4 separate regions of the Homo sapiens genome follow, and regions 1, 2 and 4 are each linked to region 3. Evidence: chromatin loops called from intact Hi-C (ENCODE). Cell type or tissue: Calu3. All regions are shown on one strand. Region 1 has its middle 260 kb from the start of SEMA3A. Region 2 has its middle 57 kb from the start of LINC03017. Region 3 overlaps SEMA3D (semaphorin 3D). Region 4 has its middle 84 kb from the start of LINC03017.

Region 1 (8,000 bases), 1.1 Mb before region 3:
CAATAGAAACATTACTCACAGTGCTTTTAATATAAGTAATATTAAAACCTATTTTATCGTTTCAAAGGAAAGGAGTGTCATCTTTCCATTTCCAGTGTCATAACATGTAGTTACAAAATACTAATCTGTATACACATTATATATGAAAAAATATGTTATCTTATATACCTAGAGTACTAGAAAATGCTTAACTTCCACACGTCTCACTAGTATTCTTTGGCAAATATTTGTTGAATGCACATTCCTTTAAAAATCAAAACCATGGGATTAGTTATCTCCTATATTAATTTCTTGTTGTCACCAGAGTAGAATACCAAACATTTGTAAATTTGTTGTTCACATCAAGCAATATCCATTTATTATCTCTCAATTTCACTGGGCCAGAAGTCTAGGCACCATGCAGCTTGGCTGCTTCTCTGTTCTGCATTGCAAAAGGAACACATCAAGTTGTGGGCAAGACTATTCTTTCATGGAGGATCTAGTGACAAATCCATTCCCAAACTAATTCAGGTTGTTGTCAGAATTCAGTTTGAGTGGCATTATTTTACATTTTAGCAACTTTCTATAATATCTGGCAGTAAAAAAGAGCAAGATTCTCCTGTCATCTTCTGTCACATTGCACAGAGAAGGGTGCCTCTAAAAAACTCCACTGTACACCTATGTATGAATGAAGGTGAAAAGGCAAATGATGCATTAGTATTATTAATATATTTTTGACCTTATGAATCCACTGAATGGACTTGGGGTTCCCAAGGGGTCCACAGAAAACACATTGAGACCCACTTTTCTAGTGGAAAAAGAGATAAAAAGATTATTTAGTGGAGTGACAAGTGAGGAAAAGGATCACACAAAGTGTTCACTTGTAACTAAGTCTCTAGCTTATCATGCTATAGAGGGCATCATTCTCAACCTTAAGTTGTCCTTCCCAAGCCAGAGCATAAGAGGAAAGGACAACAATAAATTCCAACATGTATTTTAATTTACTTTAGAATGAATTTAAGAAGAAGTAGTTGTGTGAGAAAATGTATCAAGATTTTCTATTTCCTTGATCTTTAACAAATTATTCTTGTATTTTTTTGACCTGTAGTTGGAGAGGCCAATGCTCTTAGGTTTTCAAACTATCATTTAGAACCAACTGCTCCTCACTAAAACTCATCATAGCAGGAGCTAGGTTTTCTACTAGCAGCTGGTTTAAGTTGCCACCTACCTTCTACTTATAATAAATTTTCAATAATTTTGTTTATTTGTTTTTCAACTTTTATTTTTATTTCAGGAGTACACATGCAAGTTTGTTATATATTAGATTGGTCCAAAAGTAATTGCAGTCTTTGCCATTAAAAATAATGGAAAAATGACAATTACTTTTGGACCAACCTAATAGGTAAACTCATGTCAAGGGGGTTTGTTGTACAGATTATTTCATCACCCAGGTTCTAAGTCTAGTGCTCAACAGTATTGTTTTTTTGCTCCACCTTTTCCTCCCACCCTCAAGTAAGTGCCAGTGTCTGTTTCCGTGTGTTCTCATCATTTAGCTCCCACTTATAAGTGATGACGTGCAGTAATTTGTTTTCTGTTCCTGTGTTAGTTTGCTAAGGATAGTGGCCTCCAGTTCCATCCATGTTCCCACAAAAGACATAATCTCATTATTTTTATGGCTGCATAGTATTCCATGGTGTATATGCACTACATTTTCTTTATACAATCCATCACTGTTGGGCATTTAGGTGGATTCCGTGTCTTTGCTACTGTGAATAGTGCTGCAATGGACACGTGCGCATGTGTCGCTGTATTAGAATGATTTCTAATCCTCTGATATATACCCAGTAGTGGGATTGCTGGATTGAATGGTAGTTCTGTTTTTAGGTCTTTGAGGAATTGCCACACTGCTTTTCACAATGATTGAACTAATTTATACTCCCAATAACAGTGTATAAGTGTTCCCTTTTCTCTGCAACCTGGCCAGTGTCTCTTATTTTTTGACATTTTAGTAATAGCCAATGTGACTGGTATGAGATGGTGTCTCATTGTAGTTTTGATTTGCATTTTTCTAACAATCAGTGATATTGAGCTTTTATTCATATGCTTCTTGGCCACATGAGTAATTTATTTTAAAAAGCTTAAAGCCATTTCTCTTTTTCTCAACAAAAACAAAGGAAATACTGGGCAGCTGTATTAGTCCGTACTTATGCCGCTGTAAAGATCCTGCCTGAGACTGGGTAGCCTTTATGCAAAGGAATTTTAATTGACTGACAGTTCTGCAAGGCTGGGGAGGCCTCAGGAAACTTACAATCATGGCAAAAGGGGAAGCAGGCATCTTCTACACAATGTGGCAGGAGAAAGTCTGAGTGTGTAAAGGAGGAACTGACAAATACTTATAAAACCATCAGATCTTGTGAGAACTCACTCACTATCATGAGAATAGCATGGGGAAAACTGCCCCCATAATCCAATCCCCTCCACCAGGTCCCTCCCTTGACATATGGGGATTATAGGGATTACAATTAAAGATGAGATTTGGGTGGGGACACAGCCAAACCATGTCAGCAGCTGAACATGATCTTTTAGTGGGTGTGTACTTAAAATAATTTTCTCCATGATTGCTGACAAACTGCTTTCTGGCCTCAACTCTTTTATTCAGAGTCCTGTTAGAGTATTTAGTTCCTGAATATGATTACCTTAATCCTGAGGGGAAAAATGAATAAATGAATGTAACGTTCATATACATTTCATTCATTGGAATGACATTTTTTCATTCACATTACTAGTTGTTAGGCCCTATAATTCACAATTTCTTTTATCTTCACCTATAACAAATGGCCCTGTGAATTATTTATTTACCCGATGTAATACCAGATTTCTCTACTTTATTAGCTGGTTTATAAACCAGAAAATTAAGAGTTGTCTAGCATCCTTTGTGAATCATTTTAAAAAGTTGATGCTTTTAGAGCAGATGGGAAAAGAGCAACAGATTAGGAAATGTGCACAGAGATACAGCATGTGATGTTGGGCAAAATATGTTTCAAAAATAAAATCAGTTATGCTTTTGGTGTAATAATAAGCTCTTTCCCCATTTATTTTCATTGATTCATCAGTTATTTGGTTATTTATTAACAGCTCTTGATCTTGGATCCTGGGTCAGGCACTGGGCTGGGCACTGAGAATACATTTGTCAAAACACATACAGTCAGGCCTTGGTAAGTTCACCTTAATCAAGGGCATTTCAAGCTGGTAGCATGCAGCCTAAATCCAGCCTAGAGACATCCAAAACAGTGTGCTTTCTTTTTGTTTTTGATTGTCTTATCACTTACAAAGTTTTATCACTGCCCATAAGCCACAGGTAACTGGCTTCTAAGCCATATTCTAGTTAGCGAAGCAAGCACACCACAGAAAAGGTAGTTTCCTTGAGATGCTTTCATTGTACTGGGGGAGGTAGGCAAACACAAAATTCGTTGGGAAAGGCACTGTAATTTTGTGAGATCATTGTCAAGGGAGATGCTAAATCTTTGGTGGGAGAAAGAGTTGGAGAAGATTTTATAGAGGTACCATTTGAGCTAGAATTGTAGCATTTTTAAAAGGCACAAAAGCATCTTCCAGGCAAGGGCTGAGAAACACTGCAGATCATTGTATGTTTGGGAGAGTACCAATTATTATAATAAAAGTGGATTTTAGCCTGCACAGGAGGCTGAATAGTGGGAAGTGGCCAGATATAAAAGTGAGGGGACTATAGCTTGGAATAATGTCAGTGTATGCAAGGCTATGAAAAAGATGCTAAGAAAAAATGTAAATAGAGGAGTGGTTTCAGATTTGGGCTTCAAGTCAAATCCATGGGTGATTAATATTATGCAATGTAGAAATCAACATCCTGAATATTCCAATAACATTGAAAACTCTTCTACTCAGAGGAGAGACACATAAACAAAATATCGAGCTTGATTTGGTTATAAAGTGTATTAGTCCACAGCATTAACTACCCAATACAATATGCCCATTGTCAATCATTAAGCATGAAGAAGGACTCAGCTATCTATGTTCAGTTTCAATATTACAACCTAACTGCTCATTTGTCTACATAGCTTTTGCTTGAGCAGGAAACTCAGCTATTTAGATTCAGTATACTTTAAAATATTATCACCATTAGGCCTGACTCTGTATGTAGAATCTCCGAATTCCCTTAATACAAATACTTTGCATTAAGCTATGTATGTAGTCTCCTACTAAAAGCATATATATGGCACAACGTAGAGATAACATAGTGATCTTATTAGATAATATTTCCAGGATGTAGAATATTTTATAACATTATTATTATTATTATTACTATTATTATTATTATTATTATTGAGACGAAGTCTCACTCTGTTGCCAGGCTGGAGTGCAGTGGCACGATCTCAGCTCGTGGCAACCCCTGCCTCCTGGGTTCAAGCGATTCACCTGCTTCAGCTTCCTAAGTAGCTGGGATTACAGGCGCTTGCCACCATGCTTGGCTAATTTTTTTTGTATTTTTAGTAGAGACAGGGTTTCACCATGTTGGCCAAGCTGGTCTCTAACTCCTGACCTCAAGTGATCCACCCACCTCTACCTCCCAAAGTGCTGGGATTACAGGCATGAGCCACAGTGCCCAGCCATAAAATTATTTAAGTAGTCATTTAGAAAGGCTTTGAGAGTTTGTGGCATTCTTTAGGGATAGATACACATTAAAAATTTAAAATTCAAAATGCATATACATTATTAAAAATTCAAACTAACACTGTTATTCATTTCCACATAAATTGTTTTTTATTAACCATAAAAATTTGTTATAAAGAAGCTTTCTTTAAATCAATTTTTAGCTATCAACAAAATGATACTCCAAGTTTGTTGCTGTTTGATAATCAAACTAATGGGTGGATATATTTCTGAAATGTTATATAATGATGTGTAGCTGTTTGTCATTCTGTTTTCTTCTCCTACCTGGGAATATGAATGACCTGTTTTTAGACTCTCTTGCAGTAAGATGTTGCCTGTAAATAACTACTGGCCACAGAATGGCAGTGAAATGATACATGCAACTCAGACTATCTGTGTGATTACATTTCCATCTACAAGCTGGATTTTGATGCCCAAGTTCACCTGAGAGAGCATGAGTTGAAAGTATTACAGCTTCCATAACCTGAGACCCTTTAGGGCTTCCAGGAAAATACGTCCCTTCTCTACTCCTCCCCACTCCTCATCAGCAACACTTCATTGAACTTTACATGGACTAAAGTAAACAAACAAGCAAACAAACACATTTTTATTATAATATGCTACTGAGATTTCAGGAGTTACCTCTTCTAGCAACTATCCTTACCCGGCCTTGAACTACTTGTAAAAAACGCTAGAATTGTGGATGTGTTTAGGAGATTGAAGTTGCCCAGGGACAATTTGTAAGCAGCATGTTAGGTTTAACTTTGGGACTAACTTTGACAAGTTCAGGGAATATCAATGATGGAGGCAGTGGGATCTTGTAGGATCTGGAAAAACTTTTTCTTTTCCCCATTGCTCATCTAATTGATAGGATTAGGGAATTCACATGAGTTTTATTTATTTTCTTGTAGTGGAGAGGAGGGCTCTGAATTATTATGCATTTGTGAATCCCTCCTACTGGTAATATGGTGGGTTTCCTTTTCTTTGTTGTTTTGCAAAACCTGAAAAATTACTCTGCAAAATTTTAGGTGTGTTGTGTATATGAATTAGTATTCCAAAATGTCCCTGGACAATTGATTTAGCTCCAGGTTCTTTTTTTGATTTGAGATTCTAGTTTTACACCGTCATGTGTCTTGAATGTTTTAAAAAAAGGAACAGCAACAAAGACAACCACCTTTAGTTCACAAAATATAAATTAAAAGATTGACGCTTCCTAGAAATACTAGCATAAATGGCATTTAATAATTAAAGCAAGTTTCCTCTCACTGTTCTCTATCTCAGATTCTTGTTTGTTCCCTTCATTTTATACACTAAATATGGACTTATTTTAATTGTTTTCTTTTTAAAGTTTGTCTTATTCTCACCGTAATGCACATCAGAAGAGGTCTTGTACCCTTTTTTATTTTATTCACAGTTGTGTCCTGGGACTTAACCAGAGCAACCAAAGCATAGTAGAAAATTAATAAATATTTGTTAAACATATTAATTTAATACACTAAAAAGTATTTTCTTAATATTTACCACTAGAGGGCATTTTTCTTCTGTCTTAAAATTCTAGTTCTTGAAAGAAAAAGCCTTTTTTTTTTTAAAGCTGAAGGTACTGAGTACCACTTTATTAACTTGTAAAGATAAAATATTTCAACCATCTCAAGTTATGAAAAGCATATATTCTTTATGGCACATATTAGCTTAAAATACATAAACATTCATATTCTACAGTAACATCAGCTCAAATTTAAAACATTGCTCTAATAAAATATTCAGATTTTAAAATTTAGATTAATATATCAGTATTTTAACACATAGACATACACACATATAGGATTATGTAAAATATTTCAATGATGTAAAATAGACATGATGGCCAAACACTATATATTTTGTAGCATTTTAGTTATCTAAAAGTATAATATGGATTTGATAAGATTTGATAAGAGAGAAGGATATTTTGATTAAGTTAAAGAATAAAGCCTTTTTCTATAGAAGAGGACAAAACAAAATCACATGGTCACAACAGGGCTGTCTTTCAGCTTGAATTGCTGTTTGGGTTTCTCTGGAAGCAGGAGATGGAGTTCCTGCAAAGTGTTCACCAGGGAATACTATTGGGGTCATCCCATGTGGACAGGAGGGTAAGAAAGTAGGACTGGGCCAAGACAAAGTCCAAACTCAAGGTAAGAAGTTGAAGTTGACAGGAATCAACCCTCCAAGAAGTTCTGGAGCTACAATGGCACATCAGAGGAGTCCCAAATTAAGTCAAACTGGCTGGCTTTTATATTCCTGACCCCAGCAGTCATCAGATGTGGGTGGACAGGGGAACTGGAGCAGTCAGTTTGCTGTAGCTGAGGAATCTCTGAAGAAGCCTGCAACTGAAGTGTGAGGCAGGGAGTCCTCGGAAAGGAGCTCTGGGAAGGGCCTGGCTACAACTATCACAACTTAGTTTTGTGAAAAATTTATGGGAAACGAGGGTTAGGTGGGGGCTGTGGAACTGGCAAGTATATTTAGAAACACAGTACATATTGTAGATGGAATAGAATTGTTTCAATGTAATAATTTTTTACTGCATGGATGTTTAAATGACATTATTAAAAATTAAAGGTCAGAAATTGAGAAAAAAGTGTAAAGTGTCCATGCATAAATTAGGTTTTAAGTAGAAGACGTTATGAAGATAATTTAACATTAATAAAACAATTTTATAATTTTGTTATATTTTTGATATACGCTTGCTCTAATTTGAATGTTAATATTAATGTCCTTGAGTAAAGAACATGGTTTTTTTTTTTTTTTAGACGGAGTCGCGCTCTGTTGCCCAGGCTGGGTGCAGTGGCGCGATTTCGGCTCACTGCAGGCTCCGCCTCCCAGGTACGCCATTCTCCTGCCTCTGCCTCCCGAGTAGCTGGGTCTACAGGCACCCGCCAACACGCCCGGATAATTTTTTTTTTTATTTTTAGTAGAGACAGGGTTTCACCGTGTTAGCCAGGATGGTCTCGATTTCCTGACCTCGTGATCTGCCCGCCTCGGCCTCCCAAAGTGCTGGGATTACAGGCGTGAGCCACCGCGCCCGGCCAAGAACATGTTTTAACCATCAAGAATTTCCACACTACTTAATAGCTAATTTACCTAAAGGAATTTACAATAAAATATAAATAACTATTTAGGAAATGAAGCAAAAAGACCCTCTCTTCACGGTAAAATTAACTTTGCTGTTAATGTTCTCTGTCAAAATACATCCCTTTGTCCTCCTTCTTCCCCTTTCATCCCACTTTACTTTTTAGAGTGCATTTTTACTTCATTTTATGCAACTGGAAGTGGAGTAATATCTTCATGAGGAAATGATA
Region 2 (8,000 bases), 550 kb before region 3:
TAAAAGGACGTAAGGACATCCCTAAAGGAGATATTTAAGTATCTTTTTTCAGTGCAAGATTTTTAATGAAATGTTGGAAATGTTGCTTAATGTAATACATCTTGTCTTTCTATGGCATAACTAAACACGTCTATGCGGGAAGAATCAAAAGACCTTGAAATTTACAGTGATGTTAAAAAAGCAAACCTTAGATTTGTGAGACAATAATACCAGGTTTTTGAGGGACAAAAATAGAAATTGTGTTAGCAACCTATCCCAATGGCTTTATATCCTCATGAGAGAAAGAGAGAATGAAAGCGTTATGAAATCTAGACCTGGAATTGCTAGAGTGCAACAAAATCCCCAATTCCCCCAACCAAAAAGAAACAGTCTAAACCATCCATATTTCTGTGCATATTTTTCTTGGTTTCTAGGGAAACATACTTTTATACATAAGGCTGGCTGGGGAAATCTTTTTTTAGATCCCTTATTCCAATACAAATTTGCTGCTTCTAATTGTAAAAAGCACATTAGGATTAGTGGATCTTCAAATCATCTGACTTTCAGGTTTTTTTTTTTCTTTTGGTATCTTAGGTTAATGCCCATGATTATTATTAATTGCATTGACCTGACACTGATCGCTAACCAAATTTAATACAGTTTTAAGAGACTAACTCAATGAATAAATAGTACATATCTCTGAGGATTACTTAACCTAAAATGAGTGTCCAGTCTATAATAAAATATTAATATATATGGCTATAATAGAAAAGCAGGCATGTGTGAGTGTATGTGATTACATGTCCATATAAGTAAAAGAGAAAAATGATAATATTGTTCATGAACTGAGGAAAAGTTAGGTTAGAGTCAAGAGATACAATGACAAACATGAGTTATATTTTCCCACTCCCCCACTCGAACACATGCTTCAGAAATATGCAGAAATTTTGAGGAAGACTTTGGTCTTTCATGGGATGTGGGTTGGGACAAGGAGGAGCTGAGGTAAAGATGTAGATCTTAAATTGCAAGGAGAGCTTAACTAACATCTTCATTATTAGACAAATAGGCTAAAACGCATTAGTGCTTCGTGCTTCGTATTATATTATGTGTATTGTATTTGTATCATGAAGCTCCCAATGTTTGTTCCATTTTTCAATCTGTATTTTGTGTGTCTTGTTTTCTGTTTTTCAGCTAAAACATGTCACCACATTTCTATCAGATACAATGTTCAATGTTTGTCAAATTTCAAAACACCTTTAAATATTTTAGAGCTAAATAAAATCTTCTGTTAAAAGTAAACTTATATGTCGCACAGGATCATATTAGAGGAACTCAATCAGAAAACAATATCCTGCTCTTAAACTGTTAGCATTACATAATTTACCATATTATTTCAGAAGAACATAATCCCACTAAACCAAATCGATCCATATAATCATATCAATAGCTTATGTTAAGGAAAAATAACATTCAAACAAAAGGAAACATTGACATTTAAGAAGTAGTATTACCTCCCAAAGTGGCAGATGATATAATTAACAACAGCTTTTAATACTGCTATTAGTTTAGAGAGATCCTCATGTGACAGCATTAGTGGCATTAAAAACGGTACTGTATATTCGGTGTTCCAAAACTTGATTTTGGAATTAGGTCTAGGTCTAAATTACAGCTCTGCCACTAAATCTAGATAAGAAACTCTATAATTTACTTAATCTCTTTGGAATACCATACATAAAATTGCTTCAGAGAAGTATTGTTTGGGCTTAATGGGAAAAAAGAAATGGTGTGTGTGTGTGTGTGTGTGTGTGTGTGTGTGAAACCTACATACTTCTTAAGTATTAGTTTCCTTCTTTGTTATTTCCTCTGAAGGTTTTATTATAAATTTTTGTGTTTAGTCACTTTTTTATTCTCTATAACTATAACTTTAAAATGAATAAAATTATTCACAGGAACAAAGAATTGGGAAATATTAAAATGTCATCTATAGATAAATCTTATATACTTTATATTTTTGTATTATTATTATTATTATAATATTATTATTATTATTATTTGCGATTGAATCTCACTCTGTTGCCCAGGCTGGAGTGCAGTGGCACATTCTCGGCTCATTGCAACTTCTGCCTCCCTGGTTTAAGAGATTCTCTTGCCTCCTGAGTAGCTGGGATTACAGGTGTGCACCACCACGCCTGGCTAATTTTTGTATTTTTAGTAGAGACAGGGTTTCAACATACTAACCAGGCTGGACTCCAACTCCTGACCTCTAGTTAGCCACCCTCCTCGGCCTCCCAAAGTGCTGGGTTTACAGGCATGAGCCACTGCTCCTGGCCTAAATATTTTAATTTCTATGGAATAGTTAAATATAAATATCTGATAAATCAGACTGCACAGAAACTAACAAAAACATTTTAAATAATGACTAGGAGCCTCAAAATTATAGAAATAATACTAAACATTGGTTCTAAGAGTAAAATTTTAAATTAAGAACATTAAAAAGACAAATATTAACAACACTGTGCTGAGTCAGGAATGAGTTATAGTTCTATTTTCCATACCTTTATTGAGCAAAAGACCAGATCCCTGAGCCGCACATAAGTCAGGATCTTGTTGAAGATCTGAATCAGTTCCAAACCCTCCATGGCTGTGTGTTTTCCATCACTGCAACAATGGCTTTCGGTCTCATCTACTAAGAAGTGGGAGAATCCTAACTCTTTCAATTTTCTTATCTCTCAGCCTTGGAAATAAGTTTCTTTCTGTTTTATCTGACTATAACATAATATTACAAAATTATATGATTAGAGAAAAGAGCTAAACCTGAACTTTGCTAGAGAAAACAGTCTATTATTTTAAGTGAGAAAACGAATAAAAATATGCAAATTGTATTTCAAAAACAGCATTACATAGAAACTTCACCTAGGACAAGCCTTCTTGTGTAGTGAAGACAGACTTTGAAAAAAGCGAATCTGAGGCTTGTTCCTAAGACAGGTTGTTTCCCAGATAGGAAAATTACTGTATGAGAAATTCTGCTCCCCTACGCAGATTGTGTAGTTCCCTCCTTTGACAGTATGTTGAGGACTGCTCCTTTTTTTTTCTCTCTCTCCCAGAGTAACATTTGAAATCATTTTGAAATACTTAATGACTACTCCTCTTTGTAGCAGCTTTTACACTTGACACTGTATCCTCTAGGTAGGTGTAATGAGGAAGATGACTCTTTTTCCCCATCAGGAGTGTAAGAGCTGATGGGTCCAGAGCCCAAAGAAGGGAGCTGAGTTATTACTACCTGACAGTTTTATAGAGTGCTTCCTCTGCAGAGTGTGAGGCACATCATAAACTGTTAATTAATAGCCGGTATTCTTCAATACACCCCTAGAGATCAGAACTGCTGCTGATGATCCTAACACCCTTGCTTCTACCTGAGAAAAAATAAGCCCCATACACAGTAAAAATGGAGAGAAAATACAAAGGACCAGTAGGAATAAATGTTTATATTTAGTCAGAAGAATTGTCTCTCTATTTTAGGGGATCAGAACGCTTTGGAGAAATATTAGAGGTTTAAAAAAAAAAGTGAAGAGAAACTATAAAGAGAGAAAACTATTTAAACGCCTAAGAAAAGAGAAGGAAATAGGATGAAGAAAAAAAAGTGAAACATCTGTGACATCATTCTTCTTACCTAAGGCCTCAGATGGGCTGGAGGCACCAGAGTTCTTGCTCCCCCTTCTCCCCCAACCCCCAAGAGTGCCGGGTCCCAGGAGTGCAGGGGCTGGGAAAGAGGGGAGTGGTACAGCCCATCTCATACTCCCTGGTGAATGTGTGTTTTGTTTTTTTTTTAACTATACATATTCAACCTGAAATTTCCTAACAATAATGGATTGTTAGAGAGAGAGAGTCTGTTTTTGTCGTTGGTTTGTTTTTTCTGTCTGCTTATATGTTTGTTTGTTCATTCTGTGTCAGGGTGTCTGTGAATGTGATGAGTGCTTGTGCTGTTTCCTTGTCATTGCTTTTGGAGTGGTGGTGGTTTGTTTGGTTGCTGTTTTAAGGTTAAAAAATTCATAGGAAACAGATAGAATTTCCTTAAATTTTTAACATTTGAGAAAATCTCAAGTGAGAAAAGCAGCCATACAGATGTTAGAGCAGACTTTATTGGGGTACGTTTTACACGCTCACCTAAATCTATTATATAAAAATATGATCACAAAATGAATTTCAAGGGCAGATTTTTAAAAAGAAAATTCACATAACATGCAACCTGGTGGTTTAATTGGAAAGTCGGAGGTGCCCCTATTTGCTTCACTTTTTTTTCCAGTATAGCATTAGTAACTAGTGCTGAGCAAATAATTTGTTAACTTACAGATGATGAGTACAGGAATATGGGTTTACTTACAGAACTCCAGACTACCTGTGGCACTTGTTTCTGCTTTCATCCCTAGACACTTGGATCAAAGCAAATTATTCCCTATAGAATAGTCTCAACCTTTGCAGTTCTCCCTAAAATGTTTCAGCATTATTTTTTTGGACTGGTTTTGTTGTCATGGTAGACTTAATCTTTAGTTTTCACATGAATCTAGATTAAGATACATCTTAGTAAAACATACAAATAAAGCCAGTTTTGCAGGAAAGATACAATATGCATGATGATAGTTTTCAATTTCCATAAAAGTTTTATATTTCCTTAGAACTTAGAGATAAGATAAAGAAAGTTGTTTAAAAATTTTTTTTGGCCAGGTGCGGTGGCTCATGCCTGTAGTCCCAGCACTTTGGGAGGCCAAGGCAGGTGGATCATGAGGTCAGGAGTTCGAGAGCAGCCTGACCAATGTGGTGAAACCCCGTCTCTACTAAAAATACAAACAAAATTAGTCAGGCGTGGTGGCGTGCACCTGTAATCCCAGCTACTCAGGAGGGCTGAGGCAGGAGAATCGCTTCAACCCGGGAGGCGGAGGTTGCAGTGAGCCGAGATCGCACCACTGCACTCCAGCCTGGGTGACAGAGCAAGACTCCATCTCAAAAAAAAAAAAAAGAAAAGAAAAAATTTTTTTTCAATGTGTCTTAGTTGTCGTCTAAATGTAGAGCCAAACACCCATATAGAGTCTGCAAAATAATGCAGTAGAGTAGTAACACTTGAAGATAGTTTCATTAAATTAGACTGACAGTGCTTAATTGAAACAACATCCAACAAATAGCATGAATGCCTACAACATTGTAGGCATTCAAGTGCCTAAAAGTATATAAAATTCTATCATTTGTAAATACTGAATGTATTGTGTTGCTATTACCTAGAAAAATAAGATATTAAAATCTTGTATTCCTTAGATGTAATAATTAAAACGGATAAATTAACCAAAAAGTGATAAAGTAGAAAAATATAGTTAGAAAACGCACAAATTATTGATTCCAGATTCTTACATTGTAGCTGAAAATCTAACGCAAGAAACAAACTTGCACAATATCAATAATTTGCTCTTCACTGTGCTGACATTAAGTTGACTATTTCTTGTAACTTAGAGACATAACTACGATTATTAATAATTCTTAGCCATGTTCTGAAGAAAAAAATAATAAGATAACATTTTGATCAGTTTTCCAGTATTTAATTAACCTCTTTTATAACACTTAACACTTGTGCTAAAGGAAAGAGACTTATCTTACTTCTAGTTGTTCCTCTGTAGAGTAAAAAGCAGTATGGTAGAGTATATGCCATGTGTTTGTTAAAAAAAAAAAATATATATATATATATATATTTTTCAAAAAAAATCCTTTATATGTTTACATCACTATTTCAACAATTAAAATGACTTAAAATAGGCAGGGTGCTGTGGCTCACACCTGTAATCCCAGCACTTTGGGGTGCCGAGGTGGGCGGATCACAAGGTCAGGAGTTCAAGACCAGCCTGTCCAATATGGTGAAACTCCGTCTCTACTAAAAATACAAAAAAATTAGCCAGGCATGGTGGAGGGCACCTGTAGTCCCAGCTACTCGGGAGGCTGAGGCAGGAGAATCACCTGAACCTGGGAGGCAGAAGTTGCAGTGAGCCGAGATCACAATGCTGCACTCCAGCCTGGGCTACAGAGCGAGACTCTGTCTCAAAAAAAAAAAAAAAAAAAAAAAAAGACTTAAAATATTCTTTGCATAAAATGGTTCCTCAAGCAATGTTGTTTAAATAAATAAAATGTGTATATTGGAGAAGACATTCTGAAAAGATAGAAATTTACTCCCACTTATTTGCTCAGATTCTCAGCTAAATTTGCTTGTTTTTTCATCATCTTGTGTGAAAAGAAGGCCTATGTATAGTGATATAACTAAGATATATTTCCATATCTATAGAGGTGTTGGGGTGTGAGATCTACAAAATAAAGAATGAAACAGTGAATTAATATCCTCTTAGCATATGTCTATCTCTGAGAGCATCCTCTTGGTCATGAATGACTGCATGGTAAAAATGTTCAGTGAATGAAATAAACATACGACCTGCATGCAATTTCCGTGAAAGTTATTGATTTGTTGATTTTCAAAACACATGGTCAATGTTGGCATTTGATTTGCCTTTGTGGAGCTCATTCTGCCTGGACTTTCTTTTGCCAAGTCACCCTCATTATCACCTTCCTCCTATGTTAGGTAACTGTAAAATTCCAAATGAACAGCTAAGCAGCCTGGTGTTGAGGTAACATCTTTTTAGAGTTGAAGTCATCATGTTACACTGGTTTGTTATTCCAGTGAGATTTCACATTCGTTAAAATATACTTTGAAATTTAGTGGTAAGAGAGACCCTCCCCTGCCCTCAGTTGCTCACACCTTCTAGTGTCAGTTCCCTGCGGGACTTGGAGCAAAACTGAGCACTCTGGCAAAGCTAAAAATAATCAGTCCATTAGTATCAAGTTGCTTTCCTGAATAAGCAAGGTGTTCTTTCTACCTCCCCATCCCCAGCCATCCTCCCACACTCTACCTGACCTCACCCTAAGATGTATTATGTTCAGAATACAATGGGAACTTCCCTGACTTACTGTTTTCACCCCAAGGATTAGTCATAAAACATAATTGCATATAAAATTACATACAAAACTTTTTGCAACTTTGTAATGTTATTTTACTCAATTCATGCTTAGTAAATATAGATCTTGGTGAAAATAAAACCATGATATAAAAAATACAATGAAATGGAATATATTAACATGAAATTTTGTTTCTTTCCAATAATGTATAATTATTATTTTATATGGTCTTTGTGAAACATCCAAAAGAGAAAATATAGATTTTATAGACTACAAAGGATTATTTTAAAAGGTAATATTTCAATATAATTAGTTAGATTTATGGGACAAGAATATTAAAAAAAAACAAATCTAAAGTGTTATGTTTAAAGAAAGGAATTTCATTTATTCTTTTTCTCTGTTATAATTTGACATTAGTTAGAAAATATCAAGCAGTCTCTATTCTTAAAATTATTAGTTACTCCCATATGTCTGGAATTAACAATAATTAAATCTTTTTAGCAATAGCTATAGAAAATATTATTTATTTTTTATAAATTTTCTAAGTTAAATAGAAGGTGATATGACACGCCTGTGATTATCAACCTTATATAAAATCATACTTATAAAAGCATCCTCTAGTCCTTCTCTTGTCAAATATATACTAATGTGCTCCTCAAAACAATTTCCCAATTTCTTATCTTTCTTTGGACATCTGGAAAATACATTAGTAACTATAAAACAATTAGGTCAAGTGTTCTTTTTCAAAATATAATTTTTACAGCTATCCACAGAATAATAAAGACATTCTACTAAGATTATTTTTCATGGTAAAAAATGCATCAAGTAGGGTCTGCTTTGGGGGATTGTAAGGGGAGAAACCTGGGGTGCCTTAAGGTTAATGGACAGTGATTAAGGTTAATGGCTAAGTGCTTAAGGTTAAGTGCTATATTTACATAGCTGTCAATTCCTTAAAAAAAGTCTTTATGTCTATCAATCAGTTCTAGCTAATAGCCAATTAAACAGCAAACGGGGGATACAGACATAGGTAAAGACCC
Region 3 (8,000 bases):
TTTCTCAAATTCAATTGGGGAAAAATTGAAAAGTAAAATTTATAAAGTAGAAAAGCATCTGGATAGTAAAAGAGACCCCAGGCTTTCATTTAATGTGGCAATTTGTCTGACTATATGCTTAGAGAATGCAGTAATGAGAGGCAATCCCGGGAGCCCTGAATTCAGCGGTATTCTACAGAGGAAGGTGAGTCCCATTCCTAGTCGCTTATAAAACTTTTTCCACTGCTTTGGGAAAAGAAAACTAAGAAAGCTAATTTCAAAGGCTTCTTCAGGTAACCTGATGATGTATTAAAACAAGGGTGCCCTATAACAAGCGCTACTCAGTTTCAACATCTTTTCTCCTGGCACTCTGGACTGAGTCTTACCTTGAATATCTGCAACTCCTCCAGCACTACCTCTTCCATATTCCACTTTTCCTTTGAAATGCTGACAACTTTGAGGACAGTTCCAATGTCTGAAAAAATGCATAACCCATGATCCCATTGTTTCTATCTCAAAAATTAGTGGTAAGCATATCCCTAGAAACCTGCAAATCATTCCCCTCACTTCTCTTTAAATGCCTTTCAAAAAACAGATTAAATGAAACATGCATGAACTGAAGCTTAATGTTTAAGTTTTGTCCTCCCAAAATATAGCTTTTAGCTAGTAGAACACCCATTTATAGAGAGAATGTTAAAGGATGCATATTCAGAGTATATTCTTAACAAAAGTAATATATAGATATATATGTATAATTTAAATATTGTTTGAAACGTTAATAGAGCAAACGTTTTGGACCTTAACTGAAAAAGTTAAAAATATATTAAAATAACAAATTCTCTCTCTTCCTTCCATGTAATATATATTTATTAAGTAGTTATTATATCCAATTCACCATGAAAGACAGATATATATTCTTTTAATAATGTTGTCAAATGAACAAAAAAATCATTGAAGCTATCTGAGGGAAATTGTAGCTCACTCTTCAAATGTATTCTATCTTCAGAATCCTTATTAATAGATGAGAAATGGAAGGTTTGTTTAAAATTATTTAAGTTCAACTTAATACAAGGTTGATAATGCAAACCAAAAATTGACATTTAAAAGAGGTATCTTAAATACATCATCTTACATTGAAATTAAATGAAGTGTCAGGTTAGTACAGAAAGAAAATTAAAAGAACAGTTTAGAAAAAGAAAAAAAAAATCCCACTTTAATTTATATAATATAGGCATTTTTAAACTTCTGAGCACTGGGGTTGGAGTATAGTAACGTATATAATAATGATCCTGTTCGCACAAAATAGTCTGAATTATTTAATTGTTTTTAAATAACTCTGGGATCTTTAAAGAATATTAAATGTACATTTTTCCAAATGTCAAAATTAAAAACCTATCTTAGCAGTCTATAATTTTCTCAGTAAAGGTTAGATATTACCACCTAGTGGCTAAATGACATTCATTGCAGTGAACTGTTGAACACCTAGTTTTGGGTGGACAGTACAAATTAAGCGTCAAACTTGTGGGAATTAATAGCAACTAATTAATTCTACTTTTGACCCTTCAACAGCCATCTCTTTTGTCTTGGGAATATCCCTTATTTTTCTGGTTTGTGGAATTGCCATCTTCAAAATAATCAGGTTTGACAATCAATGACAAAGGTCCTCTGATTCCGTCACACACATACTTCCTAATAAACCTAACTTCTATAAGATCCATAATTTTTAAAAATAAAATTATTCTAAAATTGTTTTGAACTCTTAAATATCTATTCTAATAAAAAGTCTTGTTTGTTGAAAATTCTTAATTTTTAATTCTTTATGAAATGCTTGATCCATTAAGTTATATAATATGATATGGAATACAGTGCTTTTGTTTTAATGATACATGTTATCTTTACTGCCAGTAGAATTCCCATGACATTATTAGCTAATACTTTTACTTTTTTTGAGATTAAGTTTTTCTTTTTATAAAAACATTTTAATCATTTTATAGTTACTGAGTTGACAGACAAAGAAAAAATACAATGGGCTTAAAATCTGAGTCTAGGAAATACATTTTAATGCACAAAATTCAAGAAGAAAGATAATCTCCAAGAAGTTTCTATTTAAAGGTCTTTACAAAGTAATGTTTAATGTTTCTGAAAATCTATCTTAAGTCAACTAAGTCAGTGATTCTCAAAATCAGGTGAAGGAATCTTTTGGGAATATACTTGCAAAGAGAGGGAAAGGCAAAGTTTGAAAATAAACATTACTTTGCCCTACTTGTTTAATTGTAGTTCAAAATCATTCAACAAATATGTATTGAGCATGTAATGTAGAGTAGACACATTGCTGTCAAATACATTTTGAAATCTCAGATTTGAAGTTGGGAGATATTTATGATTATCAATTAAAAGCTACATAATTTTAAGAAATGCTGACAAGGTTTTATCTAATAATTACTCATTTTTATTTTGACCAATAAATATTTTTGAAGTTGTTCTTCTCTTTGTCTAATAATGAAAAATTCCTTTTGAAAAAATCCTAATCTAGTTTTAGCTTACCTGTTCCAAGAAACATTACATCGTACTGGCCATCTTCTGCAATGACATGATCCACCACTATCTGTGTCAGTCTGTAATCCACATTGATTCTCTTGAACGTTGGTCCTCCTGCAACTGGGTATACGGACTTATACATCACAGAGTGCCGCTTTATGAAACTGATGACATCATCTGGAAAATCTCGGGTGGACTTAATCAGTGGGTCATAGGTTTTGCTTGGACACTGAAAATAAATGTGGAGGAAAGTAAAGACATTGTTTATGCACCTGAGAAGTTCACACTTATTTCCAATAAAATTTGTATAGCTTATCATCAATAATATTAAATGAATGGACAACAGAGTCAATATGGAATCATGTGTACTTGTAAATAAATGCAGCGTGCCTCTAATAAATTTAAACCCAGTTTTCTCCTTCAAAAATTTTCTAAATTACCTCTGCATTTTATAATGTTTCCATAGTGAATTCTTTTCTTATGAAGATTATTTCTTCTGAAGATTGTTTCTAATGAAGATATTTGAAATCTAACTTGAAATAACTGTTAAGAAACTGATCTATAAACATGAGAACACGTGGAAAGCCATTATTTTCAATTTCCTTTGAGTAATTTATAATTTCAGTTCAAATGAAACCATGTTTAATTAAAAAATAAAAAAGGAACAAACAGTTCACAAAAATTAATTTCAAAGTATTTAATAGTTTGAAATTGTAATTATGTAGTTTCTTTTATGATTAGTGTGAAAATTACACTTTGAACAATTCAACAGCTCTTCTCCTAAAGAGTCTGCAAAGAAACTGTTAGGGAATTTTATACTTCTTTCTAAAATTGCCTTATGTGCCTTTCAGCATCCACTAAATCAATAGTTAGCATGACCTGCCCCCTGGTGGTAAGAGTAAAAAGTTCAAAATGGTTCAAATCAAATGAATTTTATGTGCCTTTATCCAAAAATAAAGGGGAAAAAACACCTTATAATTAGACTTTTTTTTTCCAGAAAATATCACCTCTCCCACATCCTAAATCTATTTTATGTTTAAACATATTGCAATTTAGGAAGGTACCTCGTATAGAACGATTCTTTTATCACATTTGAATTCTCAATGGACTAATGCATTCTTTTGGAGAGGAAAACTTTAGTCAATTGATGCAGTCATAGAGAATAAAATGATTGACAGTAAGGACAGATTTTTTTAATGGTGCTTTTCTTTGTTTCAGTTTTTAGAGAAGTTGGAAACAGTCTCCATGGAACTGAACCATTTAAACTTGGCACTAATTAGAATCATGACAAGGCTCCAAAAACATAATGTACTTCTCAAAATATTCAAGAGGGTCATTCTTAGGGAGCTGAAGATACTAGAACTAGTCCCAATATTTGACTTTGACCCCAAATTTTATACCAATAAAATCATAATGGCTTATTATGAATTAGAAGAAATATCAAAGAGGTTGTACTAAAAGTCTGTTAATGTTTTTCTATAAATAATTTAAGAATATCTTTATCTTTAACAAAAATTTTCAATGTCTGGTATTAAGAAACTGATACTTTCTGGATATTTAGTTATTTGTCCCAGGTCTGTACCAGAGAGATTAGAAACGTCCTAGAATATTATCCACTTTGCATTTACTTAACATATTCTTAACTGGATGTTGGTCTAAAGATCTAAGTCTGCACGTTCAGTCATTATTTCCAGCACTTAACCTTCAGCCAAGCGGAATCCGTCAACTCAATAATGGAAGAACCTTGCATTAAATAGATTAAGCAGGGACTCAAAATGGATATGGAGCTCAAATGATACAAAGCTCTTGTCCAATTATAGGCTGCATGTTTGAGGCTCAGTCAAAGACAATTCATAGTAGGCTTATAATGCCTATGGTTCAATCTGGTTGGTGTATCATTAAAATCAAACCCAGAGCAAGATTTTGCCTGCACACAGTTTTTAAAAAGCCCTCCAACTTAAGAAAAAATCACTTTTGACTTTGCAGCTGTAGTTGTGCAGTAGCCAAAGTTTTCAAAGAAATAATATCATGACATTCAAGCCGTAGTTTTTGATATCAAATTGTTAAATAATTAGAAATTTTAATGCAAGAAAGTATAGCTGAATGAAAATATGAACACTTAGAAAAAATAAATATGAATTTTCCTCATTGCTCCGACAAAAATGGTTTAAGTGTAATAAAATCTAAGGCGGAAAAAAAGGAAGGAAAACCTGGTTTCTATTGACTATAAAATGATCTTTGAAAATATATATTTTTTCTTATGGCAGCTTTTCCTCATGGCATGTTGCCAGTGTTTGGACAAGATCTTTATCCTCTCAATTGCTATGCATGATATCTCAGGTCTGCGTCTCCACTATGCTTGCACAAATGAAAATGATTTGGTAGAGTTACTCTCTGAGGTTTAGGATAGTACAGTTTGAATCAAATATTGTTATTTCAGTACATTCAAACCAGTGGAATTTTTGCGTTGATATCATATAGCTGTGCTGCACACAGATCTAAAAATAATGAGATGCCAAGCAATGTATGTAGGTAAGAGTAAAGTAGGAAAGAAAAATTTCGTAAAAGAAAAGAGAAAGTGTAGGGAAATGATACATCTAAAGCGGATGGTCATTCATATTCAGTTATTTTCCTTTAACAAATTCTAGAAAATTCTCCTATGGCAGCTATACATCTCAGGTATTAGAAATCTAGTGGGTTTTTCTCCGTATGTATGTACTTTTAATTTCTAGGTATTAACACAGCCCACCTGAACATACCATACGGGGACATTTATTTCTGCCTCCAGTTTTCTTAATTTGCCAGATTAGCTCCTAGGAGAGTAGGAAATAAATCAGGAAACTTATCTGTGTCTCTACCCGCTGTTGTAAAATACTCAAAGACAGTATTCTTCTCTTGTGCTGGAAATATTAATACCAGCACAAAAGAAGAAGAGAAAATAGAACCTGCCTAGACACACCCTGAGATGAAAGTGGAAACCCAACAGCAACCAGCCCTGGTTCAGGGCCTATCTCCCATGGCTGGCTGCCATAGCTGGCTAGGTGTGATCATGTTATGCTTGGCAAGTCTGCGTGTTTGTCTAGGGCCTTTAGTAGTGGAATGGGAAGCAATGGATAAGAGGAGAAAAATGGTTTTTATCCAAAGAGAGAACTTTTCCCCTTGGCAAAGCCCCAGACAGCTGTCAAAGGTTTTTTCTCCCCGCAGCTTCAGGCTATTCTCTACAGGTTGCAGTTTCCTTTGAAACAAGTCAGAGGAATGACTAATGTGAGGGAAGACATGGCAAAAGAAAGACTGAACTAGGCTTTCATTTTCAGAAGCCTGAGTTTTATTTATAGAGTAAAAATGCAAATGTAACAGTTGCCGTCTTATACCCCTGCTTATTCATCGAAGAGTCAACCTACAACAGATAAAGGCAAGGAAAGACCCTGTATTAAATATCAGAGACAAAGAGGCCGGGGCAAACATACAGAGGTAATTTCTCTCCTTCCCTCTCCCTCTCCTTTTCTTTAAGGTTCCCTTTCTCTTAAAGGAATTTCTATGCCAGAAAAAGCAAAACACTATTGAACATAGTAAATAGCCTGGGATTTGAAGAACTTCATTTTAAAAGCAAATTGTTTGCCCTCTGGAAAATAAAGCTGAAAGCCAGTTGGGAAGGTTAATTCCTTTTGGAAGCCCCTTGACTATCTCCATTTTAGGGAAACATGGCCTACACACAGTTAAAGGGAAATGATAGTGATATTTTGTGATACGTGTCCTTTAGTGTAATCTGTTTTAGGAATCTGGACTCAGGATATCCAGAGTCTAGTCCTGCCTCTGCTTCTCCCTTCTAGAACCAACACCAGGAATGAATGAACAGAACTAGAGATATCCTCAGTAATTTAGAGAGATGATAAAGTAATTGTTATCCAATAAGTGGAAGGTGATGGAGTGAGCAAATATTAAAGAGAAAATAAAACTGTGAATTCAATATGATAGAGAGACATGAGTGAGCCACTGATGCCTATAATGAGATATCCCCAAAAGTTTTCCACAGATTTTGAATTAATTAGGAAAGACTTGCTTAAATGAAACAAACAATAGCAATAAGATGTTAGCTACATTCCTCAGGTACACAAATGGGAAGATAGTGTGAGACATTATGAGAGAATTCCTGCATCATACTCTGTAGTTTTCAGTCTCCTTTGGTAAGACTATCATAGTCTAACACTAGACAAATTAATAGAAAGTTCTGGATATTATTTTTGAATTACATTTTTTTCTTTGGTCAGTTACACCTATGTTTGAAAGTCAACTATAAAACATGTCTTTTAAAACTCTTACTTAATGGGATCAGCATAGTTTACAATTAAAATCTAATGTATGAGGTTAAGAAATACATATATTCTGAGAACCATCAGCTCCTTAGGAAAAGAGTGTATTTAGAATCATGCTAAAGCTCAAGTAAAATAGTTTAGGTGGGGCAGAAAGAGAAAACAGGGTAGCTAAAAAGTTTTGAACTTGTGGAATCCATGGTTACCTCAAACCCCTGCTGTTGAGAAGATTAAGCAAGGTAAAAATTGGAATTTCTAAGCAATATTCCAGTTCTAGTTGAAGAACACATTACATACTTCAAGTCCACTATGGAAACCCAATTGTTGATATTATGTATTATTATCCTATGATCTATCTTCTCCAAGATTTACTTCTGTAAAGCAAAATCAGAAACCAAGCTCAGGCATGGCAGTGATGCCTTGATATGTTAGAGTAAAAAAGATCTTTCTACAACCGAACGGTATGCCAGGGCCCAGAGCTGGTTCAGGGTAGTGCATTTGTAAGACGAATTTTTCAGTGGACCCAGAATCAAAAGAACTTTATAATTTTTCAATGACTCTTACAATGTTAGAAAGTCTAATGATTTAGTGGGAAATAAATGACTGTCAGACACATCTACACGTATATCTCAAGTTTGGAGGTTTTATCTTATAGCAAAAAGGGGGAACAATAAAGGCCCTACAGCAAAGAGAGGAAATTTTTAGCATTTGCCATTGATTTTCTCCAGTGAAAACCAATGTGAGTTGTACATATGGGGCTTTTTGTTAGACAAAGATTTGAAATCTTGCAGAGGGAGAGATATTTCATTATTTTACATTGGTGGTAGTTGAAAATATTTTTTTCTTAATAAAGTTTTACAGAATATTCTTAGTCAAGTTTTGTTAACCAAGATTTATAGGATATTTTATTTTACTTTATTTTCTCACTAAAAGGACATATTATATTCAGAAGTAAAACCATGGAAGACAGGAAGAAGGAGGTTAGCTTAGTGTTTTTGATGTTTTATGCGGCTTAATGTTTGTTTTCCCAACATAAAAGGAATATTAAACAAGGGTCTCATTGAACACAGCAGCAGCTTTTGGGGTTCTGTGTCTCACTTTGAAATCTGAGCTGACCATGCACACAAACATCTGTGTCTAAGTGACCTGCAATTGGTATTGATCTTGGCACCA
Region 4 (8,000 bases), 410 kb before region 3:
ATTCCCAATGATTCGAGGCTGATGGCTGAAGTTTAATTCAAAGCTGTAATACCATGATTTGCATAGTTTAATTGACTGATGTAAAATAATAATATTTAGGACTCTTTTCTGAATACGTTCTACATATGAAATACATTACAAATTGAACTGCTGTCAGTTCTCCTTCCGGATTGGCTGGGACCATTATTACAGTCCATCAACTCACCATCAGACCATTACTTGCTCAGCAGTGTTCCCTGCGGACTTGCATTGCTCACTTTGAACATATTGCTTTAATAAGGAGAATTATTTCAGAAAGCTTGAGTTATCTCAGGCCCTGGAAGAAGCACTTCAGAACCTGACAAAGGAGTTTCTGTAGTAAATGACTTTGGAGATCAAAGAGTAAAATGTATATTTTACTTCATTTACATAAAAACATCCAGCACAGCATTTTACAAATTAACACAAATTTGATATAACACGAAATGATATATGACTAAATTCTTCCATCTCTAGGATTCCAGATGTGTTTTTTATGTTGGTTGATTTACTTTTTGATTAGTTGTTAGAACGTAAGACATCTGTTGCCATTGTACAGTGTAGAATATTTTAATGGTATTACTAAATGCCATGCATCTATCAGTGCCTAATCATGTGTCTAGTGCTAAAGCAACTCCCTGGGTAGGCTTTTCTAACAGATGTGGAACACTAGACTGCTGACCATGAAATTCTTCCAAAACAGCACTTATGAAAAGCAACTTCTTAGTATTAAATTTAGGTAGCAAAAAAAGTGCTAAAACTGTACAAATACAATTCAGCAAGTTTCATAATTTTATTTGATTTTTTATTGTTGCAGCTGTAATGGCATATGTTTTCTGTAGTTGCATTGTATGTTTAAGAAACTTAATTTCATTATTATTGATTACATCAGAATTTTCTGTTTTCTCTGAAGTTCAGGCAAGTAAGTCATAATACGCCTAGTGTCTAATAACCAATCAAGGTGGAACTAATGCAAATCAGACACCGATTAGAAAGATAATCATATAGTTATCCCCAAATAAACTGTATATACTTTTCTTTATTCCTGCTTTATTATCTAATTTTTATGGAATGTATGTCTGCTGAGAGGATTTACAGTGTTTATTGCTAATCCAGCCTTTATTTTCTTTAACTATTGATAAGAAAGTCTATGAAAAGATAATGACAGAATGAACAACTAGCTACCGGTAAATTTCAGAAATCAATAAAAGATCGCAGTTCAAAAATAGTTTCAGTGATATATTGCTGGCGATTTTATTTTACATATGTAGAATTCTAACGATAAATAGAATTCTGTGCTTATTTAGGTCATAAATACTATCATTGTGCAAATCTTACTGAAAGGAAGACAAAAACATATTCTCTCTGTACTAATGCTCAGCTAGACCTAAAGCAGTAATGACTGATCCCTTCAAAGTGTTATGGGAATAAGTCAAAGTTAGAATTTTGTTGCTAAACTCTTTGTACATTATATGCACATAAGTAGGCATCACTTTAGATAAAGTAGGAGATATCTCCTGGCCAAAGGAAATAAAAACATGGTAAAACAAAAACAAAAACAGTGTAGGGATTCGTTGCTTTCATGACTCTTTGAAGTCAAACAGAAGAATGCTTAAGTTATGACTTTGCCATTACCTAGCTATGTGATCTTCAGCAAGTTAAATAGCCTATTTTTGTCTCTGTTTCTTCATGAAATGTGGAAATAGAGATGACTACTTGGTAATAATTGTGAGAATTAAATATCATGTACTTCATGTTCCTGTATAAAGTTCATGCATACCAAGTTCAATAAGTCTTAATTATTATTATATTGTTTATTATTATTACACTATTATTTTTATTCTCTCTGATAATTACATGGAGTTATCATTCTGAGAAAAAATGTCCTGTAAAGGAACAAAACAGATGCTTAATTCTCATTGAAAATAAATTCTCACTCAACATCAATTATCAATTATGGCCAAAAGAAATATTTGTTGTCACTCTGTCACTGTTTAATGGAAAGAATAGGAACTTCATCTAAGTGTTCAATCCATTCTGCCACATGGGGGCATATTTTGTGCTTAATTTATTCTGATGTATCAACAGGAGGCAGATTATTATGGCCTAATAGAAATAAGACCTCTATAAGTAATATTAAATTAATCAGAATGCATAATAAAAGTAGAGGCATTCATTTCTAATACTAATTTTTAAGATGTATACTGCATCTCCAGTCAACATGTCTGTTTCATGTAGAAATAAGGAGGAAATACAAAGGCATACTTCAGGGCATCTTTAAGACTCTTACTTGGTAAGTTTCTACCACCTACTCCCACATAGCACATGGTATGTGCACATGACACTGAGTAATCTTTGTGCACATGACAACTGAACTGTGTCACACATGCACTTAATCTTTAAGGAAGATCAAGATGCAGAGTTTTTGTTGTTATTGTTGTTGTTATTGTTTTGTTTTGTTTATTTTTCACTGTGTGGTGTGCCACTCCCAATCAAACTGAAGTCCTGTTTTCAAGGAAGAAGGATAAACTAAATATTAGATAGACAACAATCACTCCTTGTCACAGTAAAGTACACAATAGTTAACAAAATGTGATTAAGGCAAACATCAGTTCTATAACATGGGAAATCACAAGGAGGAAGGAAGGAAAGAGGCATAACTCTTGGAGATCACAAGTTTCAATGCTCGTTGAAAAAAAAAGTAACTCAGGAAGCAGTTCAGAACTTAATCAGAACCTGAACTTGATATAATAATTAAAGTTCTTATTTTAATTCTGTTTACCAAAAAAAAAAAAAAAGACTGAAGTAATGCATGTCAAACCCTTAGAAAATCCAAGAAAGCTCCAAACAGAAAGGAAAAATATTTAATATAATCATAACCTCAATGCAAGGACCAACGTTAAGATTTTTAATAATATCTACATTTTTTAGTTAGGTATTATATTTACAAGTATACACAGTTTATAAATATAATTCTTTACCTATTTTACCTTTATTAAAAAATAAATTTAAAAACCTTCTACATTATTATTTTGTATTATTTTAATGTTAACAGTATAGGAAATTTGAAAGTAACAGAAGATATATTGCTCCTTTATAGGAGGATATAATTGCTTATTATAAAGTTCTGTTGTAAAGAAGATCATAATCATGAACTAAGTGACTTAGTGAGATTATAATGCAAGAATTTCAATAGGGATTTTCACTTAAAAATTCATAGATTCTCTATTGTTTTGGTTTTTCCAATATTATTTATGAACTATAGACTTTCAAAACAGACACACACACACACACACACAGACATATACATACACATAGTAAAGGAAAACAAAACATATTATCATAACCGAACTTTTTATTGCTTCCCAAATTGTCTTCTCTCATAATGTGTACCCATTGAAACCACAATATTTTCAGCTACCACGACTTAAGTCAGAACCTGTGAAGAGGCCTGTATCCGAATGGAATGTGTTGCACCTGCTAGAGTTGAATCCAACTCATCCACGGATATTTAGAAACTTGGATTATCTTTTGTGCTGTTTTCTAATCTATAAAATGGGGGCAATAATTTTTTGTCTAATTGGACGATTTCGAGAATTTAATGAGACGGCATGTTAAGAATTTAAAACATTGTCCATTATTACCCATTCTATTTTGGTCATATATTGGCCTATTATTTCTACCTCTGTATTAATTACATGCATTTCAAACTCTTTGTTCTCACTATAATTAATCATAATCACTTCTTTATTATCTTGCATTCCAACCAGTCTCACAACTTCCAATTTCCCCTTTTTAAATTTAATTTACTTTAATTTTTTTTTTTTTTTTTTTTTTTTTTTGAGACAGAGTCTCTCTCTCTGTCGCTCTTTTGCCCAGGCTGGAGTGTAATGGCATGATTTCAGCTCACTGCAACCTCCACCTCCCGGGTTCAAGCGATTCTTCTCCCTCAGCCTCCTGAGTACCTGGAATTATAGGCACCTGCCACCACGCCCAGCTAACTTTAGTAGAGACGGGGATTCACCATGTTGGCCAGGCTGGTCTCGAACCCCAGACCTCAGGTGATCCACCTCCTCAACCTCCCAAAGAGCGGGGATTACAGGTGTGAGCCACCCGGCTGGCCAGATTAATTTTCTTAGAGCAAACCTCTGATACACTTGTGCTGCTGCTCAAAAGTTGGTGGCAATTCCTCATCAACAATCAGTGAGAGGCTGCCTGACATTCAACATCCTCCACAATCTGGCTCAAACTCACTCTCCACCTTTTTGTCTCTTTACTTCACTTTTTCATTCATAGGGTACAACCATAATAATATTTTCTCTAAACCTTCCTATCTTTCCCCCCTGGATATACTTTCCTTACATTTTCACATATTTTAATCTCACCTGTTCTTCTAGCTTCCACTAAAAATATATTTTTCCATAAAATGTAGGCTTTTATTGTCTTCCTGTCATAAGCAATCTCTCCTGACGTTGAAATCCTCTAGAGTTTTATTTGCATCTCTTATGAGTCAGTGCTTTTTACATTTATCTGTGAGTTATAGAATCCATTTGTGACTTCTACATATTTTAAGAATTTAAGATTTTTTGAAGTGGAATTATGCATTTTTTCCTGTCTCCATAGCATCTGAGTTTATATAGAGGGGATACTCGATGAAATGTAATTGGCCCAATTAAGTAAAAATTACTCTTTTAAGTATTTCTAAAATTACAAAACTGATAAAATTGGCAAAGGTGTGGTAATATTACTTCAGATTCTAACACTCCATTCTATGATTTTATGAATGTCTCCTATAATTTTTAAGAAATGAGTAGACTGATGGAATTTTACGGCTAATTAGAGATTTTAGGAATCACGTATTCCAACTTCCTCTTGTAACTGATGAAGCTTCTGAGGTTTAGAAATGTTAAGGAACTTGCAAACACAACATTTTTATTGGCAACAAGAAGCTAGAACCTGGAATCTTACTTTGTGACAGGCAGTCTAGTAAACTTTCCACTATTTGTCAGCCTTAATTTGCTGTGTGGTCCAACCTAGAGTTGAGTGTTTAATGAAATGACTTCTGTTGATTTCTTTTCAACTTTGAGATATATTTTACATATTATAATTTAAATTATACAACTCAATAAATTTTCAGTAAATTTATTGAATTATGAATGAAATTATACATTATGTGGTCTCTTGTGACAGACTTATTTTACTTACCATAATATTTTTGAGTTTCATTGATATTGTAACATTTATCAGTAGCTTGTTCATTTTTAATGCTGACTAGTATTCTGTTGTATGGATATATAACACTTTGTCTATTTCTTCATCAGTTGATAAGCATTTAGTTTGTTTCTAATTTTGGCTATTTGAATAATACTTCCACGAATAACTTATGCACAGATCTTTTGTGTGGACATCCACCTTACTATCCACCTTTATGTCTCTTTCCTTCAGTTTTTCATTCACAGGGTATAGCCATAATAATGTTTCCTCTAAATTTATCTATCTTTTCACATACTTCTCCCCACTGGATATACTTTCCTCACATTTTTCACATATTTTAATTTTACCTGTTCTTCTAGATTCCACTAAAAATACGTTTTAGATACATAATAACAGAATATAATAGGTTTTATAGTATATTTACATTTAACTTTTAATAAACTGCCAACTGCTTTGCAAAGTGGCTGTACAATTTTACTTGCATATCAGCATTATAGGAGGTTTCCTGTTTCTCTGATCCTCAACATTTGCTATTATCTGTCTTTATTATAGCTAACATAGTGGATGTAAGTGTTTTCTTATTGTGATTTTAATTTGCACTTCCCTAATGACTAATGATGTTGAACATCTTACATTCTTACACATAAATATACCCACACATACGTACATATACGTATACACACGTGCATTAAATATCTGTATGTGTGTGTCTGTATCAGTGTGTGTGTATTCTCTTTGGTGCGCTGCCTATTCAAATATTTGCCTAATTCAAAGTCTCCAAGATTTTTTCCTGTTGTCATCTAAAAAAGTTTATCTTTTTCATTCTAAGATGTAGCTTTATGAAATATTTACAGTCTACTTTTTGTGTGTGGTATGAGGCAAGGTTCTAAGTTAATCTTTTTTTGTGAATTGCTTTGGTACCTTTTTTGAAAAACAATTGACCATAAATGTTAGAATTTATTTCTGAACTCTTAGTTTTAGTCTATTAATCTACCTGTTTATTCTTATGCCAATACCACACAGATCTGATAAATATAACTTTTAATAAGTTTTGAAATTGGAAAATGAAAGTACTTTGACTTTGTTCTTTTTCAAACTTGTTTTGGCGATTTTAGGTCTTTTAGATTTTCTACAATTTAGAATCAACATCAGTTTCTGCCAAAAAAAAAAAAAACTGCTGGAACTTTGTTAAGATTTATATCAAATCTATTAATTACTCTGGGAAGAATTATCATCTTAGCAATATTAAGTTTTCCAATTCATGAACAGAGAATATATTTCCACTTATTTGGCTCACTTTTAATGTCTTTCAACAATGTTTTATAAATTTCAGTGTACTATTCTTGGACTTCTTTTGTTAAATTTATTTCTGAATATGATATTTTATTTTATTTTATTTATATTTTCTTTAGAGACAGAGTCTCACTCTGTTGCCCAGGCTGGAGTGCAGTGGAGCAATCATATCTCACTATAACCTTGAAGTTCTGGGCCCAAACAATCTTCCCACCACAACCTCACAACCTCCTGAGTAGCTAAGAATACAGGGACATGCCACCACACCCAGCTATTTTTTTTATCAATTTTTTAAATTTTTCATTGTTTTTCTTTTCTTCTCCTTTTCCTTCTCCTCCTCCTCTTTCTTCTTCTTCCTCTTCCTATTTTTTTTTTTTTTTTTTTTTTTTTTTTTTTTACTCTTGTTGTGGCGATGGGATCTTTCTATGTTGCTCAGGCTGGTTTTGAACTCCTGGCCTCAAGTCATCCTTCCACCTCGGCCTCCCAAACCTCTGGGGCTATAAGTCTGAGGCACAGTACCAAGCCTAAGTATTTCATTCTTTTTCATAACAATGTGAATAAAATTTTCTTCTTGATTTTATTTTTGGGTTGTTCATTGCTTATATATTAAAATGCAATTCATTTTAGATATATCAATCTTGTATCACATAATCTTGCTTAAGCTGTTTATTTTTTCTAATACATTTGAAGAGGATTCCTTAGGGATTTTCTTTTTGTATACAGGATCATATCATGATGCGTAAAGGCAGTTTTACTTATTTTTTTCTAGTCTAGATACCTTTTATTTCTTCTTTGGTTTTATTCCCCAGAATATCTGGAACAATGTTAAATGATGTGATGACAGTAGACATCCTTGAAACTGTTCAGATCTTAGAAGGAAAGCTTACTTTTATTACTAATTATAATGTTAGCTATAGGGTGTTTATTATGTGGCCTTTACTAGGTTAAATATACTGAGAGTTTTTATTATACATGGGTGTTGGTTTTCATCAATTCTTTTTCTACATATTGAGATGATTATTTTGATATAAACATCCATATATATACACACAAAACATCTACATATATACACATACGTGTGTGTGTGTATGTGTGTGTTAAAGCACTTTATATTATTAGGATACGTCCCATGATGTCATAGTATATAAATTTTTACATGTTGTGGACTTGGTTTACTAATATTTTGTTGTTCTAAATAGCTTCTGAAAAGATTACTCAAATGTTTTTCTTTGAATGTCCATATGTTTCTAACATAAATTGTAGACTAGATATGCTACTTGAACTATTTGCTGATAAAGAAGAGATTACCTTATGTTTTTAATTATAATGCAGTATGGTGACAACAAGGGGAAAGAAACTTCCAACACCAGTTTAAATACCTCTGGAGAATTTCATAGCACACTCATTATTAGTCCAAAACTACTGCCATCAGAGAGTTGGTGAGACAAAGAATAGGGATTTCCCATTTCATGTAA

Evidence for each region. Peaks named below come from ENCODE experiments on the same cell type or tissue, not always from the same donor. Only the 100,000 strongest peaks of a DNase experiment are listed, where the experiment ranks them.
Region 1: it touches region 3 in a loop (16-fold over the local background); 70 of 110 quality-filtered maps call a loop at or near these places.
Region 2: it touches region 3 in a loop (4-fold over the local background); 5 of 110 quality-filtered maps call a loop at or near these places.
Region 4: a loop joins it to region 3, with 6 times the contacts of the local background. A loop is called at or near these places in 12 of 110 quality-filtered maps.

The regions. Positions count from the first base shown.
Region 1 is chr7:83,928,144-83,936,143 of GRCh38, forward strand. No RefSeq gene overlaps it. Among named protein-coding and RNA genes, the nearest start is that of SEMA3A, 260 kb to the right of the region's middle. In Calu3, no CTCF peak of the experiment used is centred here; no DNase peak of the experiment used is centred here.
Region 2 is chr7:84,471,380-84,479,379 of GRCh38, forward strand. It overlaps a transcript of SEMA3A not described here. Among named protein-coding and RNA genes, the nearest start is that of LINC03017, 57 kb to the right of the region's middle. In Calu3, no CTCF peak of the experiment used is centred here; no DNase peak of the experiment used is centred here.
Region 3 is chr7:85,019,868-85,027,867 of GRCh38, forward strand. SEMA3D (semaphorin 3D) reads right to left here. Exons shown (of 19, transcript NM_001384900.1): 13 at 2,524-2,746; 14 at 366-454. It also overlaps the pseudogene HSPA8P16. Among named protein-coding and RNA genes, the nearest start is that of SEMA3D, 160 kb to the right of the region's middle. In Calu3, no CTCF peak of the experiment used is centred here; a DNase peak (open chromatin) is centred at 3,404.
Region 4 is chr7:84,612,953-84,620,952 of GRCh38, forward strand. No RefSeq gene overlaps it. Among named protein-coding and RNA genes, the nearest start is that of LINC03017, 84 kb to the left of the region's middle. In Calu3, no CTCF peak of the experiment used is centred here; no DNase peak of the experiment used is centred here.